Linked DNA regions of Homo sapiens: regions 1, 2 and 3 are each linked to region 4. A link is a contact called in ENCODE Hi-C or POLR2A ChIA-PET data. All regions are on one chromosome and are shown on one strand. The core of a region is the stretch at or near the end of the contact, and the rest is flanking DNA. Distances in the headings are between cores, read along the strand shown.

Region 1 (5,173 bases), core at 742-3,241, 750 kb before region 4:
ATTGATTTTTGTGTCTCCAATACCTTGCAAAGTGCCTGGCACAAAGTAAAGGCTAGAATGAATGAATGAATGAATGAATATATGGATGAACAGAAAATACATTAATATAATTCCCTGGGTTATAGATAGCACAAATATGTAGGATCTGATAACCTGGCCATCTGAAAATCATTTAGAATTGTGGATCGAGTCACCTAGAAAAAGCAATAATATTTGTAATTGTCATTGGCATATGTCAAGTTGATTTCAGCTCTGTTATGTATGTCATTTGACCGTTACCACTGCCTTAGTCAGAAATCAGGGCAATGATTGATCATCCTACTGCCCGTTTGATAGATGAAAAGCCAGAGACTTGAGAAGTTTTCGTGGCATAGGACACTGTCCTTTCCCACCCAGAGGGCAGCAGCCTCTGCTCATATACCTCCAGGGACAGGAAAATCACTAACTACTGAGATGGCCCACTCAATTTTTGCTGATGCCTGTTTCCCAAAGTAGGCTGAGGATCAAGTTCCATTCTCCAGGTAAGGCCTTTGGAGACCCAGGGGGATTGAGACCTATTACCCTCTCAAGCCAACACTTAGGCTCCAGGAATGCAACCTCTTCCCTGAACAAATGGGGAAACTGAGGTCCTATGGGTGGAGAGTCAACACTTCTATGAATATGGCCTGAGCTAGCTTCTGCACTATGCCATTGTCTCATGATGAACTTGGAGGCAGCTCTGACTCCCGAGTCTTCTGCCTTAGCTTGAGGATGGGGTACATCCCCAGCACTCACCACAGGGCTTGGCACACACCAAGTGCTCAGTAGAGAGTGCCCGAAAGAATGACTAAATACAAAAGGGAACCAAGGGTTGACGCTGGGCTGAGGCTGGGGTTGGGGTGTAGCACCAGGCGAGGGTTAAGTCTGGAGGTTGAGGTTTGGATGTAGATCTAGATATTAATAATATTTGGAGTCAGGATGTGGGAGAAGAGCTGAGGTGGGACTGCAGGCAGGACAGAAGAGGAGGTTGGGGCTGGTGATAGAATAAGGTCTGGGGTCAGTACTGGGGAGTGTGGAAAGTCAGGAATAAGGCTGGTGTTGATATTAGGAAGGGCACCTTGGTGGGATGATGATTGGGGTGGAGTTGGGCTGCCTGTGAATGTTTGAAGATGGAAGTTGCTGTTAGGGGGAGGCTTGATATGTGATTTGGGGTTGGGATGAGGGTGGTGATGGAATGAAGTTTGGGGTGGGGATAGAGTGAGGATTGTTTTGGATTAGAGGAGGGGGAGGTCCGAGCATGGCTCTAAATAATGGTTGGGGTCAGGATGAGGAAATCGAGCTGAGATGGGGTTTCACGGGGTGGTTGATGCTGTGGGCATGAGGACGGTAAGGACTAGAGCTTGCTGCTGATGTTCAGGTGGACACTCGGGTGGGGGCTGAGGCTGGGGTGAAGGCGCTGAGACTGGAGTGGGGTTCAAGGTAGGGTGAGGGCCAGGGACGGTACCTGAGCCACCACATGTAGCTGTGCTCGTAGGGGAAGAAGCTGTGCGGGTCGTCGCAGCAGTACTTGTGGTCGCGGAAGCCGCAGCAGAAGACAGCGGCCGCCTCGCCCCCCGGCCGCGGGCAGCTGAAGCCGCGCACCACCTCCTGCTCTGCGCTCACGTAGCTCGTGCAGGCGCCGCTCATCGCGCCCCGCGCCCAGCCCGCCGCCACCTCGGGCCACCAGACGGCCGGCTAGAGCCCGGCGGGGAAGCGAGGGACCGAGCGAGACGGAGCTGAGCCTGAGAACGGCAGAGACGAAGAGACCCAGGGGCCGAGAGAAGCCGAGACAGAGACAGCAGCGCGGGGCCCCGAGGACCGAGCGGCGGCCAGGTGCCCGGCCCGCGCGGAGGGGTAGGGGCAGGCGGGGCGGGCGGCGGGGGCCGGCGGCGGGAGTGACGGCTGCTGGAACGCGGCAGGAGCCGGAGCGGACGCGGGGAGCTGGGCCGGGAGCCGCGTGCTCGCCTGGCTCTGCCTGCGCTTCCTGCCCCCTCCCCACTGCGCTCCCCCTGCCTGCACGAGGGCGCTGGGTGCGCAACGACAGCACGACGCGGCCAGAGTGGCGGGGCGGGAATTCGAGGCCAGGGCGCGGGCGCCTTACCTGCACCGAGCCGGCGCCGGGAGTCTCGGGGCATTCGGGGCTGGGGCAGACAGACAAGGCACCAGCCGGCGACCACACGGCGGGGTCAGTGAGGAGAGTGAACACAACCTCACCCAACCTCCGCAAAAACCCAGGGGCCCGGGGATGTTCGCATCCGTGTTAAAGGTGAGAGCTGAGGGCCAGAGAGAAGCCATTTCCCGGAGTTCCTAAGCCCACGAGATTTTAACCGGGGGCGGCCTAGTAGGAAGTCCTTGCTCTTTCTGCGGCTTTCATGGTGCCTCTTTTCTAGCGGGCTTTTAGATGTCCTCATCATCTGGAGTCCCTGCTAGTCTCGCTGAGAGCTAGCTCGTGCACGGACAATGTCCACACTCTTCTGTTCATACTGCCTGCCACTGGCCTGGGACAAGGAGCCGAATATGGGTGTGGATGGGCCCAGACGGTAACCTCCTTCCCCACACTGACCAGCAAAGAAAGTCAGCAGACCTGTCCATTTTGAAAAATTACTTCCAGAGAACAAGGGCAGTGTTCTCACTAGCATCAGAGAACCACAGTCTGAAGGGGCTCTCAGTGCCTTGGCTTCCCCCATGTACCCTGTTGCCTTACGCCATCTGGAAGGGCTTCATACAGCACCTTCAGTGCCTTAGCTCTACATTTTTCACAGCAGTGGGTAGGGTAGGAAATAGTTACTGTGGTGCCTCGGGCACCCCCGATTCCTTCGCCCTTGGTTTGGACGTGTGGGGAACGGGCCGTGGGTATCAGGGGATCTGGGCTCCAGCCCAGCTCTACCCCTTCCCTGCTGTTTCTCTCTGAGCTTTGGGTTCCTTGTCCTCACCCAGGCCAGCTCCTCAGATGCTGATTGTGCCGCTGCCCTGACCTGGGTGGGCCCTAGGGCCCCTGAGAGGGATCAGATCTGGGCCTGCCGTTGAGAAACACACAGTCTGATGGAGGAGTCAGACTGACTGACGATCACAGCACAGGGCAGTAAAAAGGGAAATGCAAGGACCTGGACACAGAGGGGCACCATCTGAGGAAGCAGGGGAGGGCTCTGAGGGAGGCGGTGTCCTCAAGAGTCACTGTAAGGTCAAATATGAAAGCTGGAGGGAACTGTTATTATCCTCCAGAACATTCCTCCCCTGAGCTGTGGGTCTGAGCAGACTGGGAGCTGGAGAGCCTACACTAATGAGGGTGCACTTCAGCCTCTTTATCAGATGGAGAGTACAGGGGAGGAATCCTCTGGGAGGGAGAGGCTTCCTGGAGGCCTGGAGATCAGCTGGGAGGAAGAAAGCGCTCTGCCCTGGCTTTTGGCAAAACTAGAAAGCCTCCAACAATTTCCAAAACCCTCTCCCAGCCAAGAATTAATTTGTTCCTCCCAACAGCCCTCTGGGGTGAGCCACGCAGGGGTGAATGTGCCTGAAATAACAAGTCCAATACCACACAGCGATCAATGGCCCAGGCAGGGCTGATACCCATGTCTGTCTCCATGTCCCCCTTGGCAGTCTGATGAAGCCTATGAACCCCTATTCAGAATAGTGGGTTTTTTTTTGTTTTTGTTTTTTGTGTTTTGTTTTGAGATGGAGTCTCACTTTGTCATCCAGGCTGGAATCTCGGCTCACTGCAACCTCTGTCTCCAGGGTTCAAGTGATTCTCCTGCCTCAGCCTCCCAAGCAGCTGGGATTACAGGCATGCGTCACCACGCCTGGCTAATTTTTGTATTTTCAGTAGAGACAGGGTTTCACCATGTTGCCCAGGCTGGTCTTGAACTCCTGACCTCAAGTGATCCACCCACCTCAGCCTCCCAAAGTGCTGGGATTACAGGTGTGAGCCACCGCACCAGGCCACAAATAATGTTTTTAACTAAAAAAAAAAATTATTTAGGGTTACAGAGGATACCAATTATATTGAATCATGATTTGTCCTACTTTTTAAAAAGTGTCAATAAGATCTAGAGATGAGTCTATTAATTACTATAATTTTGAAGTGGTGAATGAAAATAACTAGTATTTCAATATGTCTCTACTGTAATACAATATGAAAATATCTGTGATTTCTATTGGTGACAAAGTCACAAGCACTACTAATACTATCGTGGGTTTTCTTACCAATATGCATGATGAAAGAAAATACTGAATTTCAGTTAGAGGTAATGCATACCAAGGATGTGATTTTTCCCACGTAAATTCATGAACCTTCTACACTCTATCCAGAGGCTCCTTGGGCTCCATGGACTCTATGTGAACATCCTCTCATGTCTCTGTTCTAGCTCCTACTTTAATGCTTTTTCCTTCATTATATGCATTGTGTTCCTTCATTCTGTTCTCCTGCAGACACTTATTACAGAGCTATGATGTGCCAGGCAATACCCATCCTGTATGTCATGTAGTCCTTGAAAACTTCCTTTGAGGTAGGTGTTAGTCTTCCCATTTTGCAGACAAGGTAACTGAGAGAGAGGTTAAATAATTTACCCAAAGCCACATAGCCAGTAACTGATCAGAGTCCTGTACCGCCTCTTCCTCCCTTCCCAAATGAGGCCTGGGGCCAGAGTCCCCAACTCCAGAAGGGAAAAAAGGCATAGGAGGGAAGCGTGGGCAGGGAGAAATATTTATGGAGAACACACTGTGAATGGGAAATTGTGCTCTGTGCTTTTCATTATCTATCTTTACACCAACTATGTGTAGTATTACTTTCTTCATTAAGAAAAATTAAAAATAGGCCAGGTGCAGCAGTTCATGCCTGTAATCCCAGAACTTTGGGAGTCTGAGTCAGGAGGATTGCTTGAGCCCAGGAGTTTAAAATCAGCCTGGGCATGGTGGCATGCACCCGTAGTCCTAGCTACTTGGGAGGCTGAGGCAGGAGGATCACCTGAGCCCAGGAGTTTGAGGCAGCAGTGAGCTGTGATGGTGCCATTGCACTCCAGCTTGGGTGACAGAGTGAGAAGACACCCTGTCTCTAAAAAAAAAAAAAAAAGAAATAAAAAGAAAAAATAACAAAATGCATATTCGTTATAAAACAACAAATTAGAAAATACAGATAAGCCAAAAGGAAAAATAAAAATCA
Region 2 (4,993 bases), core at 2,189-4,688, 670 kb before region 4:
ATAGACAATTTAGAGTGTCAACAAGCAATTTCTGAGTGCTTTCTATATGTGTCAGGATTATGCTGGGTGCTGAAAATACAAAGGTAAAGGAGACTTGGTTAGGACCACATCATGGGGGTGATGCACTGTTTTTCACTAGAGATCATTATCACCCAGGGCCTATAGTCTCTCTCCTTGGAGAAATCAAGTACACAGGAAAAAAAAAAATGGGGCTCAGAGAAACAGCTTAGCAGGTCTGATTGTATTTATCTCTGCTTACAAGTGATCAGTGATTCCCCAATAACTATAATATAAAGCCTGCTTTTTTTCCAGTGGCATACAGGGCCCTTTATGATCAAACAGCAAAACTTGGTTTGAACAGACTTAGGCACCTTTCTTTTTTCTTGAAATGGAGTCCTGTTCTGTCACCCAGACTGGAGTGCAGAGGCATGATCTCGGCTCACTGCAACCTCTGCCTCCCGGGTTCAAGCGATTCTCCTGCCTCAACCTCCTGAGTAGCTGGGATTACAGGCACCCACCACCATGCCTGGCTAATTTTTGTATTTTTAGTAGAGATGGGGTTTCACCATGTTGCCCAGGCTGGTCTTGAACTCCTGACCTCAAGTGATCTGCCCACCTCGGCCTCCCAAAGTGCTGGGACTAGGCACCTTTCTTGTTATAATTTTACTTACCAAGTCACCTTTTCATTCAATATTATTAGTTTTTTACTAAGTTTTCTTATTCACCTAGGAAGACAACAGAATATGAATATTGATCCACTGAGTAATTATATTCCTCATGAGATACAATGAAATAAGATTTTTACTGCAAGTTATTTTCACCTGGGTTTGGATGAAACTAAGTTTTCAGAACTTCCAGACTGGAGGCTTAACCACAATCATGAGATTTCCCTTGAAAGTTTAAGTCCTCAGAGGATTTTTACATAGAAATCAGACATTTACCATTTTATATCTCAAAAACCTGTGGTTCAATGGGAAGAATACAGGGCTGGTATTCTAGTCCAGCCTGTGACTTACTGTATGACCCTGGGCATGAATTAAACCTTATACTCCATAAATTTCCTTATTCTTTGTGTCAGAACCATACTTGCTCTAGCTGTGATGATAAAATTATAGTTGTCAAAATTTTCAACTCGACAACTATGTAGGTATCAGAAGGAATACCTTGTAAGTATCTGTGCTGAAGTGTACAATCTATTGGGGTCACGGAATTCAGAGAATAGAGGGATCACATTCAGTGGAGTGCAGAGGAGGGGTGGTAATCAGGAAGATTTAATAAAGAAGGTAGAGGTTGAGCTGGGTCTTGGGGAATAAGCAAGGTAGTAGAAGAGAGTATCTGGAGGGGATAAGGGCAGAGAGGCACTGAAATTTTCAGTCTGGCCCCAGTTTTCTTTTCCAGATTCATTATCTTCTGCACACTCCAGAGTCAATGCTGCCCTCTGAATCACAGACATGTGTCTGGCACACAGCAGACAGATCTTCAAGGTCCAGCTTTTAGTTCTTCCACGGAAGTCTCACCAAAGTGGAATTTATCACACTCTCCTCTGGATTTGCCCAGCCCTTTGTTAATAAGACCTGTTGCTTTTATTGTAGCTCACCTGCTTGCTCAATGGGGAACTTTTTGGAGACAGGAAGCAATGATTTGTCTTTGTTTCCCTAGGCACCTAACAACGCTTTGCTCTTAAGTAATTAGGAAATGTTTACTCAATTGAACTTGTTCTAAGGACACTGCTATCACTGAATTGAAGGGCATGTCGGTATCTTCTTAGTGTCTCTATAGGCTTTAGGCTTTCAGCCGGGTGAAGTAGGGATTTTTTCTTTGTTTCCAGGCTAGTCAAGCGAAGCAGGGATACAGATTAAGAATTTGCAGATGAGGAAACTCAAGAGGGTACATTTGCTCAAAGGCATCATGTTGATAAACGCCAAAACCAGGTAGGGCTCTTTTGACTTGAAATCCAGTCCTCTATCCATTATACCTGGGCCTTGTAGCATCAGCCAGATTGGGGTAAAATGCACTAACTCTGAACCCTAGTTTTTTCATCCGTAAATGAGAGCAACAGTACGTAACTCACAGGGCTATCGTGAAGTGGAGCGTCCCTCTGTGACCTCTAACCAGTCCCAGCCTGAGTCACATTATAAGAAAATTTATAAGGCACTATCTTGTAAATACTTAAGATTTAACATCTTCCCTTCACCTCTACGTCCACTCTTTTCATACCTTTTTCCTGCCTAGCATGTGTCAAACTCAAAGGACTGGGCACAGAGCACAGAGGTTGTGTGCTTTGTCCAGCTTTGAGGTCAGAGATTGGCTAAATAATCTCTGAGGCTGGGGTCTTAAAAAAAAACAACAAAAAACAAAACTAACAAAACCTTAAGTCCGTTCCGCCCGTGACTTTAAATAATTATGTAGAGGAATGTAATACGTTAAAAGCAAGGGGATGAGGGGGCCCATTGATGGTAGATGGTTTTATGCCCGCCTGCAGCTAAAGAAATGATTTCTAAAACCTCTTTTGGGGGTGGGAGATGGAGTGCTCCAGAGATTTCTCTTCGAGCTCCTTCATTCCTGAACTGCCTGCCTTTTCAAAGGAAAAAAGGTCCAGCTGCGGTGGGCTGGAGGCCGTGGTGAGTGGGTGGGGGTCGACCCTGGCGGCTTCCTCTGCCCCGCTCCCTACCGTTGCTCCGAAGCCCGCTTGGGCTTCCGAGGGTCCGCCGAGGCTCGGGCCACGCCCAGTCCGAGTGCCAGGCCAGAGGGTACCCATTCCAGGCCGGCCTTCCTCCCCAGGGGGAGCAGCCTTGGGAGCGAGGCGCCGAGGCGGCCCTCGGGCTCGGCTTCCAGCTCGGGGGCCTCGGCAGAGACTAGGAACCAGACTGGGGCAGCACTGGGGCGCCCGCCACCCCCACCCACTCCGGCAAGCGGGCGAATCAGCGCGGCTAACCCGCGGCGCCCAGGCGGGCTGCGGGACCTCGCGACCTCCGCTCGGCGGCCCCGCCCCTGCCCGCGAGCCCCGGGTGGCTCCCTCCTCCCCTCTGCCAGCGGCCCGCCCCCTCCTCGCGAGCTAACGAGTGTCTCTCGCGCGCTCCCTTCCCTCCGCGTGGGTGTGAGTGCGCGATCCTCCTACCTCGGCCTTCTCCCCATTGTTTCTTCGCGGCCACCACGAGACCCCTCCCCCCAGTGCTGTTTCCCCCCTCCCCCGCCCCGGTGTAAACGGTGCCTGTGGGGCCCCCCGAACGAAGGGAGGGGGCACCCCTGAACCCTTCCCTCTGCGCGTAGCTCCTCCTCTCCCGGGCCAGGACCCCATTACAGGCTCTGTCCTCTCCCCTCCCCCTCTCCCCCGGCAACCGCTCTCCCTCGCCCCCTCCCCTCAGCGGGTCCTCCTCTTTCTCTCCCTCTCCCTCTCCCTCCTCCTCCCCCTCCCCATCCCTTCCCCCCCACAATGCAGTTCGCGGCGCGGCGGACATGGCGGTGGAGTCCTGAGCTAGTCGTGTCCCGGCCTCCAGCGGCGGCAGCGGCGACGGCGGCGGCAGCAGGAGGCGGAGGGAGAGCAGGAGCCACTGAGATGAGGAGGCGTCGCGCGCGCCTGTAGCTCGCGGGCCTCGCAGGTACGAGGTTCCGGCCGCGGGGCAGCGTCGGGTACCGAGGGGGTGTGCTCGGGAAGGCCGGGCGGCCCCCGGTTCGCCCTCCCCAGGTGCCGCGCTTCGCAGGTGTCGGGGGCCTGGCCTGAGAGCGTCTCAGCCGCCCCCTGGGGGCCTGACACTTCTTTCTTTCCTGGAACGGGCTTCGGGTGTCCCAGGGGAAGGCTGAGATAAGGGAGGTGGGGACGGCGGCCTGGGCGGCCTGAGGAGGGCATTGGGGCGCTTTGGGGACGAACTCCACACTGTGGCTGGGGCTCCCGGTCCCGGACCGAAACCTGTTGTAGACCAGCGGGGCGGATTTTGAGTTAACGGGATTGGTTTGAACATTTCTGTTGGGTCCAGTTACGATTCCCTGTCATGTGTACCTTTTTCTTTCACCCTTGCTTAGACATAGGTGACTACATAATGTATATAAATGTATACACGCATATAATACATACTGAATGTTTCCCCGGGCTCGTCCTTGTAGGGAGAAGGCAGAGGTGTCTGTGTGGATTTTGTTTCTTGCTCGCCCGCCTTCTCTCTCCCCCGCCCCCCAGTCGAAAGGTGGTAATGCGCGGTTTTGACGTGGGTAACTGAGATTCGTATTTGTAAACAGATAGCGCTCTCCTAGTGTGTTGCACGCCTCTGCGAAGGGTTTCAGACTCCTGTTGGTATCTGGATTGCGAAAGAATGAGATGTTTAGACCTGAAAGAAGCACATCAGCGGGATTTCTAGTCGTACTTGAATGGGATGAATTACTGTTGTATTAACAACGTTGATTACACATTTTCTTTTCAGAAGATTTCGAAGTCTTAGATGAATTTTGCGTGAGATCTTAGATACCGTATATCTGCTTCTTCATTTTGATAGAAGTAGTAGTTCCTTACACATTTGACCTGCCCTATCGTGATCTTAAATTGTGTCCAGAAATGCAATTCGAATTGTGTATTGTTGGCATGCATTTAGTAATTAGCCCGAGTGGATCAGATGGCCTTTTATTTCCAAAGATTTTTTCCCTCCAGTCTTACAGCAGCGAAATGTTTGTAGCACTTGATGAAACAGAACATATCCTGTTTCTGTTTTTAAAGTAATGAGAACTGTTAGCTAATAAAATTGGATAATCCCAGCCAGATATGATAATTCAGAGAATACCACCGAGAGGTGTTGAATTGTGGGATGGTTTAAAAAGAAAAGCCGACTTTGTGTGTGTGTGTGTATGTGTGTGTGTGCGCGCGCGAGCGCGCTGAAATTTTCTTTAGGCTTAGAACTCATGTATGTCACTACACTGCATCGTAGTACTGATTAGTCACAACTGGTAAAATGAAATATTGATTCTCTTAAAAAGCTGTGCTTAAGATAACTCATTAGTGTCTAGTGTG
Region 3 (4,860 bases), core at 1,634-4,133, 960 kb before region 4:
AAAAAAATTCAAAAATAAAGGCTGGGTGCAGTGGTTCACGCCTGTAATCCCAGCACTTTGGGTGGTCAAGATGGGCAGGTCGCTTGAGGCCAGGAGTTCAGGACCAGCCTGGGCAACATGGTGAAACCCCGCCTCTACAAAAATACCTGTCTCTACAAAAATACAAAAATTAGCCAGGAAATGGTGGCACACACTTGTAGTCCCAGCTACTCAGGAGGCTGAGGCGAGAGAATCGCTTGAACCCGGGAGGCGGAGGTTGCAGTGAGTCAAGATTGTACCACTGTACTCCAGCCTGAGTGACAGAGCAAGGCTCCGTCTCAAAAAAAAAAAAAAAAGCACAGACCATTAGGCTACATACAAATGCAAGATTGCTGTTTACAAGAGACACAATTTAAAACATACAGTTGTTAAACACTAGACACAAGGAAACTGGAGTGACTACACTGTCAGAAAAAATGAGGCTTCTGGACAAGAATATTGCTAGAGATCAAGATGGACATTTCTTAATGATAAAAGGGCCAATTCATCAAGCAGAATTAACATTCCTAAATGCATACGAACTTACTAATAGCTTCAAAATTCATGAAGCAAAAAATTGAAAAGATATGGGAGGCCAAGGCAAGAGGATTGCTTGAGCCGGAGTTCAAAGACCAGCCTGGACAATAGGGAAACCACCGTCTTAATTAAAAATAAAAAATTAAAAGGATAAAAAGAAAATAATATGACTGTGTAGAAAATCTTTAAAAATTTACAAAAAAATAAAGAAAACTAAGTGACTTTGGCCAGGCTGTAGGATACAAGATCAATATACAAAAATCAATTTTATGTATTCTTATATATACACAAGGTAATATAAAGTTTTAAAAAATATTTGCTGGCCGGGCACGGTGGCTCATGCCTGTAATCCCAGCACTTTGGGAGACTCCGTCTCAAAAAAAAAAAGTATTTACAATAGTATCAAGAACAGGAACAAATTTAACAAAATGTGAAAAGACTTTTATATTAAAAACTACAAAACATTGCTAAGAGAAGATTAAAATGACATAAATGGAAATAATTGTATGTATGTTTCATAGGGAAAAAAGTATTCATGCAATATTTGTGTAATTAAAATAATTAATTAAAAATAAATAAAATCCTTAACAAAGAAAATGAGATATACCCAGAACTAGACAGAGAAAATGGGTGTGAGTACTTTTGTAAAGAAATCTTGTTTCGATTCCAAGCAGGAAAAAATGTGCTTGAGACGATGCTAGCACACACGTAAAAAATCCAAGTTTTCCATTAATTACAAATCCACAAATTATATAACTTTTCTAAATGAGTTCAAAAGATTACAGGCTAGATCACTGCAGGGCACAAAGTCTTCCAACAAGGCGTTAATATGTAAAGCACAACCTTAATCAGAACATTTCCTTCTCTCCATAAATTTTGGGTCGAGCCTTCACCACTCAATCCCTCGAGTTCCCCAAGGGTGGCCCTTGGCGGGTTTTTTCCAAAGTGGGGCCAGAGGTCTGAACACCTGAGGTGAAATTCAAGTTCACGAGCAAGTCAACTAAATTTCAGAGCTCCCAACTTCCCTACATCGGTAAAATGGAGCCTAGCAAAGCCTACAAAAGACTAGGGGTTACCAGACTGCTTTAGAAAGGCGACACTTGGCCGGGCACGGTGGCTGACGCCTGTAATCCCAGCACTCTGGGAGGCCGAGGCGGGTAGATCACGAGGTCTGGAGTTCGAAACCATCCTGGCCAACATGGTGAAACCCCGTCTCTACTAAAAATACAAAAAATGAGTCGGGCATGGTGGCACGCGCCTGTAGTCCCACCTACTCGGGAGGCTGAGGCAGAAGAATCGCTTGAACCCCGGAGGCGGAGGTTGCAGTGGGCCCAGATCGCGCCACTGCACTCCAGCCTGGTGACAGAGCGAGACTCCGTCTCAAAAAAAAAAAAAAAAAGAAAGAAAGAAAAGAAAGGCGACACTTAACACACAGCAGGCGCTAAACACACATTCTTTGGGTTTGCATTTTGTCCAGAGCTAAGAGTAACAGGCATTCGGCAAAGGCTGGGGACGGGACGGGGACGGGGGCGGACGCGCGGAACTGAAAGAATCTCAGACTTCGGGTTCCAGTTCCCCCAGCCGGACTAAGCTACTCGCCCGGCCCCGGGCCCAAAGGCCTCAGGTGGTAACGGCCAAAGGGTCACCGCCTCCGCGGGGCGCTGCGTCCACAACACGGGTGGGGAAACGGTCAAGGTTTGCGGCGTTTGGGTTCATGACTGCAAAAACACCGTCCACTACGGGCCAAGCCGAGTGCCATGCCCTGCACCTACGTCTAAGCTCACAGCAGCCCGCACTGGGGCGAGGAATCCTGAGGAGGCTCGCCCCGGTCTCTGGGACTGGGCTCTCGCCGCGCTGCCTCAGGGCGCAAGTTCCACGCGCTTCGCCGGGCGCAGAAAAGCACCCCCCGCTCCGCGGCGCCCAGGCCGCCTCCCCCGACAACGCACCTCCGCAGCGACGCCTGCGCCTGGAAGGGGCTCGGCATCTAGACCGCAGCCCCGCGCGGGCCACACTCCCCAGCAAGTGCCTCGGCAGCGTCCCAGGAGACTCGCCGCGCTCGCCGGAGCTGGACGTGGCGCCGAGGTCCGCGTCGCCGCCCGCACCCCGGTGCTCACCTGTACCACGCAGCAGCCCAGGGCATCCTTCTGAGCGTCAGGAGGGACGATGTTCCGGGGCGTGTGGCCCGGGTGCAAGAAATGAACCATGGCAACCCCGGCGGCGGGGCGTCAAAAAGAGAGCCGGCGTCGAGCCGGAGCCCGGATCCCGCGAGAACCAAGCGGGCGGCTGCCAGGACGCGCCCACCACGCCTGCGAGGCACACGGAGCTAGCGCCGCGCCCTGCCGGCGAGCTTTTGAAATGCCCGGCGAGGCGACGCGCACGCGGGGGCCGGCCCGCCGCAGACCCCACCCCCCGGGCGGCCTCCTAGCCCCATCCGCCCTCCGACACGCCGCTGCCGGGGCCAACCGTTCTCCTCCCGCCTCCCCAGCCTCCCCAGCCTCCCCAGACCAACCTGCCACGACCCAGCCGCTCACCCACTCCTTCCCAGCCCTGCACCTCAGGGCTTGAGAGGATATTCCCCGAGGACCGGCTGTGTAGGTTTGGGGAATACTGTATATATATATACATGTACACACACACACACACACACACACACACACACACACACACATATTCATTATTTCTATATATGTATATATTTTTTAAAGCTTTCATACATTAAAATATATATTTCAAAGACTTTGCCCCTGAAAATCTGGCAACAGCACCTCTCTAACGGTCCTCTCTGTTTCAACTCCTTAGAGTATCTGGATAAATCAAATATAAAACGAATACAAAATATTGGCAAGTATCTACCAAAAAATCTATTTAGCTTTCTTGTTACTTAAAAAGTACTCGAGAAGACCCTTATAACCTGCTCCAAGAAAGAAACCCCGAGAGACCCTTCTAACTTTCTCCAGGAAAGAAACTCCACAAGTTAGTACACATTAGCTAATTTAAGAGAAAGCAATACCTTGGAAAAGGAAAGTTCTCAAGAGCATGAGCCTTGGAGTTTGAATCCTGAATTAGAATGCCCGCTCAGCCATCTAGTGTTTGAGAACCTGGAGCAAGATTCTTGATGTCTCTGAAGCTCAACTTCCTCATCAGTAAAATAGAATGAGAATGCTTTATCTCACAGACTTAATGTAAGGATTAAATAATGTATGTAAAACACATCACAATGCTTTTTACATAGTAAGTCCTTGATAAGTGGATTGGATTCAGATGTTAAAATTATTTTTAAGTACTTTGCCTAATGCTTTTCTTTCATTTATTTATTCTTTTATTTAATCCACTTACTACAAGAAGAAAAAAAATCCTGTGCTGTAGGTATCATCCCCATTTTTCTCACAGGGAAACTGAAGAACTGACAGGTTGAATAGACAACACGTTTTTTGGCCAGCTGATGAGTGGCCAACCTGGGAGTCAAAATTGAGTTTTCTTACTGCAAGTCCAATCAATATGCTTTTTTTTTTTTTTTTTTTTTAGACGGAGTCTCGCTCTGTTGCCCAGGCTGGAGTGCAGTGACGCGATCTCAGCTCACAGCAACCTCCGCCTCCTGGGTTCAAGTGATTCTCCTGCCTCAGCCTCCCAAGCAGCTGGGACTCCAGGCGCGCGCCACCACACCCGGCTAATTTTTGTATTTTTAGTAGAGACAGCGTTTCACCATGTTGGCCAGGATGGTCTAGATCTCCTGACCTGGTGATCCGCACGCCTCGGCGTCTCAAAATGTTGGGATTACAGGCGTGAGCCACCGTGCCCCCGCCAATATGCTTTTGTTAACGGTGGAGGGTGTTCATGTTCTTGGTGTCTTGAACAAAGAATTGGACAAAACGCACAAACAAGGAAGGAATGAAGGGATTTATTGAAAATGAAAGTACACTCCACAATGCCACAATGTGGGAGTGGGCCCGAGCACTGGGGCTCAAAGACCCCGTTACAGAATTTTTGGGAGTTTAAATACCCTCTACTTGGGGTATGCCCTATGTAAATGACGAGGATGAAGGAAAGTTACAGTCATTTCCTCGGCTTTTGCCCAATGGAGAGGATATTTCCTATTACAGCTGAAGTGTGAATTTCAGCAATTTTAACTTTAATATAGAACCTGGTAAGTTATGTTCTCATAAGGTTTGACTATTTCCAGCATATCTAGAGGTGTGGCCAACTGCATATGTCCCAGGCCTTACCGAGCTAGAAAACAGGCAAGTTAAACAATTTTCAAAAGCCAAGGAAGCAGTTTATGACCTTAAAGCATTTAGCAAACCTAAT
Region 4 (5,053 bases), core at 2,380-4,879:
ATGATCTGCCCGCCTCTGCCTCCCCAAGTGCTGGGATTACAGGGGTTAGCCACCATTCCTGGCCCATTTCCCTTCTTTAGAGAAACTCTGACCAGTCTAGGTCCCTTTGTTTATATCTTTCCAGAACTACTCACAATTATAAATTTAAAATTTGTGTGTTTGTTTAATGTTTGTCTCTCCCACTAGTTCTCTTTTATGTTCCAAGAGAACAGGAAAATTTCTTGTTCATCACTGTATTCCCAGTTTCTGGCACATACCACGAGCTCAATTTGTTGGTTGAATGAAGAATGGACTGCCTCACATGTGCTATGGAGTTAGAACTGTATTGGGCTCAGCATCAGAGGTATTTTTCCTGTGCATGTTACCATATTTCTACAGTCTGGTAACCTGTAAGATTCAGAGACTTTTATTTTTATTTATTTTGTGGGGACAGAGTCTTACTCTGTCGCCCAGCCTGGAGTGCAGTGGCACAATTTTGGCTCACTGCAACCTCCACCTCCTGGGTTCAAGCAATTCTCTGGCTCAGCCTCCTGAGTAGCTGGGATTACAGGTGTCTGCCACCACACAGAGACTTTTTTTTTTGAGACAGAGTCTCGCTCTGTCGCCCAGGCTGGAGTGCCGTGGTGCAATCTTGGCTCACTGCAACCTCCGCCAGAGACCTCTTTTTAAAGCAGCTCACACTTCAGGATGCAATCTTTGTCTCTTTTTTTTTTTTTTTTTTGGAGACAGGGTCTCACTCTATCACCTAGGCTGGAGTGCAGTGGCATGATCATGGCTTGCTGCAGCCTTGACCTCCTGGGCTCAGGTGATCCTCCCACCTCAGCCTTTCAAGTAGCTGGGACTACAAGCATGCACCACTATACCCAGCTAATTCTTTGTATTTTTTGTGGAGACAGGTTTTCTCTATATTCAGTTTGGTCTCAAACTCCTGGGTTCAAGTGATCCACCTTCCTCAGTCTCCCAAAGTGCTGGGACTACAGACACATGCCATTAGATCCAGCCCACCTTTGTATCTAGTTAGAAAAATTTAATTAAAAACCACTGCTGTGAGCTAGGTGCAGTAGTTATGCCTATAGTAATCCCAGTGATTTGGGAGGCTGAGGTGGGAGGATGGCTTAAGGCCAGGAGTTTGAGACCAGCCTGGATAGACATAGTGAGAACTCATCTCTAAACAAACAAACAAATAAAACCAACAACAACCCACTGCTCTGAAGAAGAGAAGTCTAGTGGAGTTGCTTAAAGTGGTAAGTTCTTGAAAAGATGTATGGAAACAAACTGGGATATTTTAAACAGTATTTTTCAATTTACCTCATCTACTGCTCCAGTTCAGGTTCCATCATTTTCTACCTGAATCATTGTACCCTTCCTCCCTAACTCCTTATCTTCCTATCCTATACAATTTGTCTTCATTGCATTTATTGTTTTTTGTATATGTGAGACAAAGTAGCAAACATAAGAAGCCATGTCTGCTCATTCTGTTTACCAGCAGAATTTCACAAACTCTCTTGCCAGCAGAATTTCACAGCCTCAGTGACTGCGCACAGCCCTCCAGAATACCCTGAAAATATGCAGGATAGAGCACAAGTTCCCATGTCTCTTGCCTGAATCACTGCATTTTTAGAAAAGATAAATCCAATGATGCTCGACCTTGCCTCTTCCTGTACATTTCTGACAGGATTAATGACTATGCCTCCATAATCTATAAACATGTGTACTCTTCCACCTAAACCTTCATGAGATTTTGCTCTAGTGTAACTCCTGAGTACATTTTTTCTTTTTTATTAGAGACAAGGTCTTGCTCTGTCACCAGGCTAGAGTGCAGAGGCACAATCATAGTTCACTGTAACCTCAAACTCAGGAGTCCCAGCAATCCTTTTAACTCTGCCTCTCCTGTAGCTAGGACTACAGGGATGTTCTACCACGCCTTGCTTTTTTATGTGTGTGTGGAGACAGAGTCTTGATATGTTACACAGGCTGGTTGTAAATGCCTGGCCTCAAGCAATCCTTCTGCCTCAGCCTCCTTAATCACTGGGATTACAGGCCCAGCCTTTCTGAGCACATTTGATTTAACTTCCAAGCACATGCAGAGCGGCCACCACCTGTATAGAAGCTGCGGGCTGAAACACTGCTTTGGAGCAGTCTAAAAAAAAAACTCTCTGACTCTCCCAGGTGGCAGTCCTCAATAAGACTTCTGAAGAAAGCTAACTTGAATTATTTAAAAGCCTGATTTACTTTAGTTTACATATTTTACAGTTCCTTCCCATTAGGATGCAAGCTCCCCCAAGGCAAGGCTTTAAATTTTTGTTGTCGTTGTTTAGACAGGGTCTCACTGTGTCAACCAGGCTGGAGTGCAGTGTTGCAATCACGGCTCACTGCAGCCTCGACCTCCTGGACTCAAGCGTTCCTCCTGCCTCAGCCTCCTGAGTAGCTGGGACCACATGCACGCATCACCAAGCCTGGCTAATTTTAAAAAAGAATTTTGTACAGACGGGGGTCTCACCATGTTGTCCAGGCTGGTACCAAATTCCCAGGCTCAAAGCAATCCTCCCGCTTCGGCCTCCCAAAGTACTAGGATTATAGGTGTGAGCTATCACTATCACGCCCAGCCTAAGGCAAGTTTTGTTTTGTTCATGGTTGTATTCCTTGCATTTGGAACTCAGAAGAGGCCTCGAAAACCTTGAAGATACAGTAACTATCAACACATCTCCCTGCTTCACGTCTTTCCCCGCTCATTCGTATGTATGAGCTATGATCTCTTACCCCATGGTGTCAGTATAGTGCATCTTACTAATTTCAGCTGCTTTTTAGCTTTCATTTATGTTTGTATTTCCGTCACATTTTACATTGCTAACCAAAGACCACTGCTAGCGGGAAAAACTGGGAAAGGAGACTTGAAGGCAGCAGACGCTGCAGCTGCTCGATAAAAATTGGCCGAATTTAACAGGAGGCTGGAGGAGCTAAAAAACGTTTTCACACAGAAGAGTTAGCACATCCAGACTGGTCTTTTTAGCACTTTCTTAGGGCTTGAGGATGAAACCCCACCACTGTCGGGCCGACTGTAGGGTAGAGAAGAGCCAATTAGTATTTGCGGCGCTCGGGAGCAGCGTCCATCCGGCGGGTGTAGGAAAATACTTCCGGCGTTCTGGTTTTTTATGTGCTGAGTCACAGCCGAAGGCTCGCCCCGGGTCTGAGGAGTAGGGTACCCAAACTATGACACGAATGGGAAAATTTAAAACTTTGGAATTAATTCTCTGCACTCGTTTCTCAGTTTTCTCATTAGGGGAATATTTTTCTTTGACACGCGGAGCACTACTCAGTGGTTTCCACAAAACACACTCGTACGTCATAAACGCGCCGGGGGCCCTTCTCCCGTCGTCCTCCGCGCCACTCTCTCCGCTTCTTCTCCCTCGCCCCGCCCACTTTGGGTTTCGAAATGTTCGCTGGCTGTTCCGAGAATCAGTCCGGGTCACGTTGGTGCCTCTCCTTTCCTGTTCTGATTGGTTGCTTACGTGAGCGTGACTACTTTCTTGCCTCATGATTGGCTGAAATCAGTAGCGTCATCGGCGGCCGGGAGGGCGGAGGGACGAGGGAAGTCGGCGAGAGGGAGACTGGGTTGGGGGAGGGGTTCAGGCCTGTTCCCCGCGGCTGCGGCAGCACCAGGGCCGGCCGCCACCGCCTCTAGAACGCGGAGGAGGTGGGTCCTGGGAAGCGGGATGTCCATCGCTCCAGCTTGGTGGTGAATGCTGAGGAGAGTCACTGTTGCTGCAGTCTGTGCCACCCGGAGGAAGTTGTGTGAGGCCGGGCGGGAGCTCGCGGCGCTCTGGGGAATCGAAACGCGGGGTCGGTGCGAAGACTCTGCTGCTGCCAGACCCTTTCCTATTCTGGCCATGCCTGGAAGGAACAAGGCGAAGTCTACCTGCAGCTGCCCTGACCTGCAGCCCAATGGACAGGATCTGGGCGAGAACAGCCGGGTTGCCCGTCTAGGAGCGGATGAATCTGAGGAAGAGGGACGGAGGGGGTCTCTCAGTAATGCTGGGGACCCTGAGATCGTCAAGTCTCCCAGCGACCCCAAGCAATACCGGTGAGGGAGGAGGCTTGCAATGGGGAGGCGAACAGTGTGCCGGCTTCTCTGTCGGTGCCGCCGTCACTTCTTGTCTCCATGTCTCCCAATGGAGCAACAGGGCACACTTTCCACCCCAAATGCTTCCTTGGGTGGAGGTGGCAAGCGTGATTAGAGGCTTCCCTGTGGTGTCAGCTGGGCAAGTGGGAGATCTTGGGTTGTAAGACGTCAGAATGGGAGAAGCTTTTCGAGTCATTTGAATACAGTCGCTAAAGCAAGAATGAAGGTTTCTTTGAGGAACGCAGCCTGAATGGTGAGGGAGTCTTGGTATTATGTTACCAGGAAAGGTTGACGGAGTTGGATACTTTAATTTGGAGGACAGGATATTTAAGGGGCATATTATCACTATCCAAAATATTTGAGGGACACTTAAGTGATAGGTGAAACTAGTGGACGAAAGTTACCAGAGGATGGTGTGGCTTCAGTAAAGTAACTTTGCATCATATTTGGCCTAAGTTGAAGTGACTTGTTTCCATGGGTAGTTCTCCATTACCAAAACGGTTGGGCGACCTCGTCCAGGAATATATTAGAGAGGGCTTAGGTCTCAGTTGGGTGAGTTGTAAGGTTTCTTCTAACCTTGAAATTCTCTACTTTTGGTTTGTACAGGAGTTCTCTAAACATTTCTAATAATTGGTGATTCAGTCCCCACCTGAGTATTTTCCTTCAGAGGTAGCTTATTTCATGGAGTATCATGACTATGATGTATCTTGCGTGTGTGTGTGTGCGTGTGTGTTTTAATAAGAGTCTGGGTCTTGCGATGTTGCCCAGGCTAATTTCAAACTCCTGGGCTTAGGGAATCCTCCTGTCTTGGCCTCCCAAAGTACTGGGATTACAGGCGTGAGCCACTGTGCCAGGCCTGGACTTTGATGTATTTTAAATAGAGTTCATATTGTCCAATAACTTCGTTGAACAGGTTGAGGAAATTGAGACCCA

What was found. Hi-C counts contacts between places; a loop is a spot of excess contacts on that map. ChIA-PET counts read pairs that join two places held with the same protein, here RNA polymerase II (POLR2A). Pooled maps may share reads with other maps.
Region 1: a pooled map shows a loop between it and region 4 (7-fold over the local background). The contact joins the promoter of SHISAL2A here to the promoter of NRDC in region 4. A Hi-C loop is called at or near these places in 3 of 37 single-sample maps with no recorded cell type and 9 of 50 pooled maps. POLR2A ChIA-PET finds 5 or more read pairs at or near these places in 2 of 52 experiments (CD8-positive, alpha-beta memory T cell and WTC11).
Region 2: a map of CD8-positive, alpha-beta T cell shows a loop between it and region 4 (7-fold over the local background). The contact joins the promoter of TUT4 here to the promoter of NRDC in region 4. A Hi-C loop is called at or near these places in 4 of 168 maps with a recorded cell type or tissue (B cell, CD8-positive, alpha-beta T cell and naive thymus-derived CD4-positive, alpha-beta T cell), 3 of 37 single-sample maps with no recorded cell type and 14 of 50 pooled maps. POLR2A ChIA-PET finds 5 or more read pairs at or near these places in 4 of 52 experiments (CD4-positive, alpha-beta memory T cell, GM10248, SK-N-SH and 1 more).
Region 3: a pooled map shows a loop between it and region 4 (9-fold over the local background). The contact joins the promoter of ZYG11A here to the promoter of NRDC in region 4. A Hi-C loop is called at or near these places in 2 of 37 single-sample maps with no recorded cell type and 7 of 50 pooled maps. POLR2A ChIA-PET finds 5 or more read pairs at or near these places in 1 of 52 experiments (WTC11).

What each region holds. Positions count from the first base shown.
Region 1 is chr1:52,629,986-52,635,158 of GRCh38, reverse strand. It overlaps SHISAL2A (shisa like 2A), which reads right to left and starts at 1,991. Exons shown (of 3, transcript NM_001042693.3): 1 at 1,484-1,991. The coding sequence starts at 1,665. It overlaps LOC124904178 (a long non-coding RNA gene), which reads left to right and starts at 1,704. Exons shown (of 2, transcript XR_007066084.1): 1 at 1,704-1,851. RefSeq lists silencers at 1,664-1,713, 1,724-1,913, 2,004-2,113.
Region 2 is chr1:52,551,537-52,556,529 of GRCh38, reverse strand. It overlaps TUT4 (terminal uridylyl transferase 4), which reads left to right and starts at 3,438. Exons shown (of 30, transcript NM_001009881.3): 1 at 3,438-3,599. It overlaps LOC105378723 (a long non-coding RNA gene), which reads right to left. Exons shown (of 4, transcript XR_007066083.1): 4 at 3,693-4,289. RefSeq lists silencers at 2,736-3,135, 3,146-3,255, 3,296-3,425, 3,496-3,825.
Region 3 is chr1:52,840,783-52,845,642 of GRCh38, reverse strand. ZYG11A (zyg-11 family member A, cell cycle regulator) reads right to left here and starts at 2,883. Exons shown (of 14, transcript NM_001004339.3): 1 at 2,670-2,883. The coding sequence starts at 2,759. RefSeq lists an enhancer at 1,709-2,302 and a silencer at 2,804-3,133.
Region 4 is chr1:51,877,303-51,882,355 of GRCh38, reverse strand. It overlaps NRDC (nardilysin convertase), which reads left to right and starts at 3,629. Exons shown (of 31, transcript NM_001101662.2): 1 at 3,629-4,081. The coding sequence starts at 3,741. RefSeq lists silencers at 1,387-1,584, 3,542-3,591 and enhancers at 2,338-2,891, 3,282-3,461, 3,345-3,639.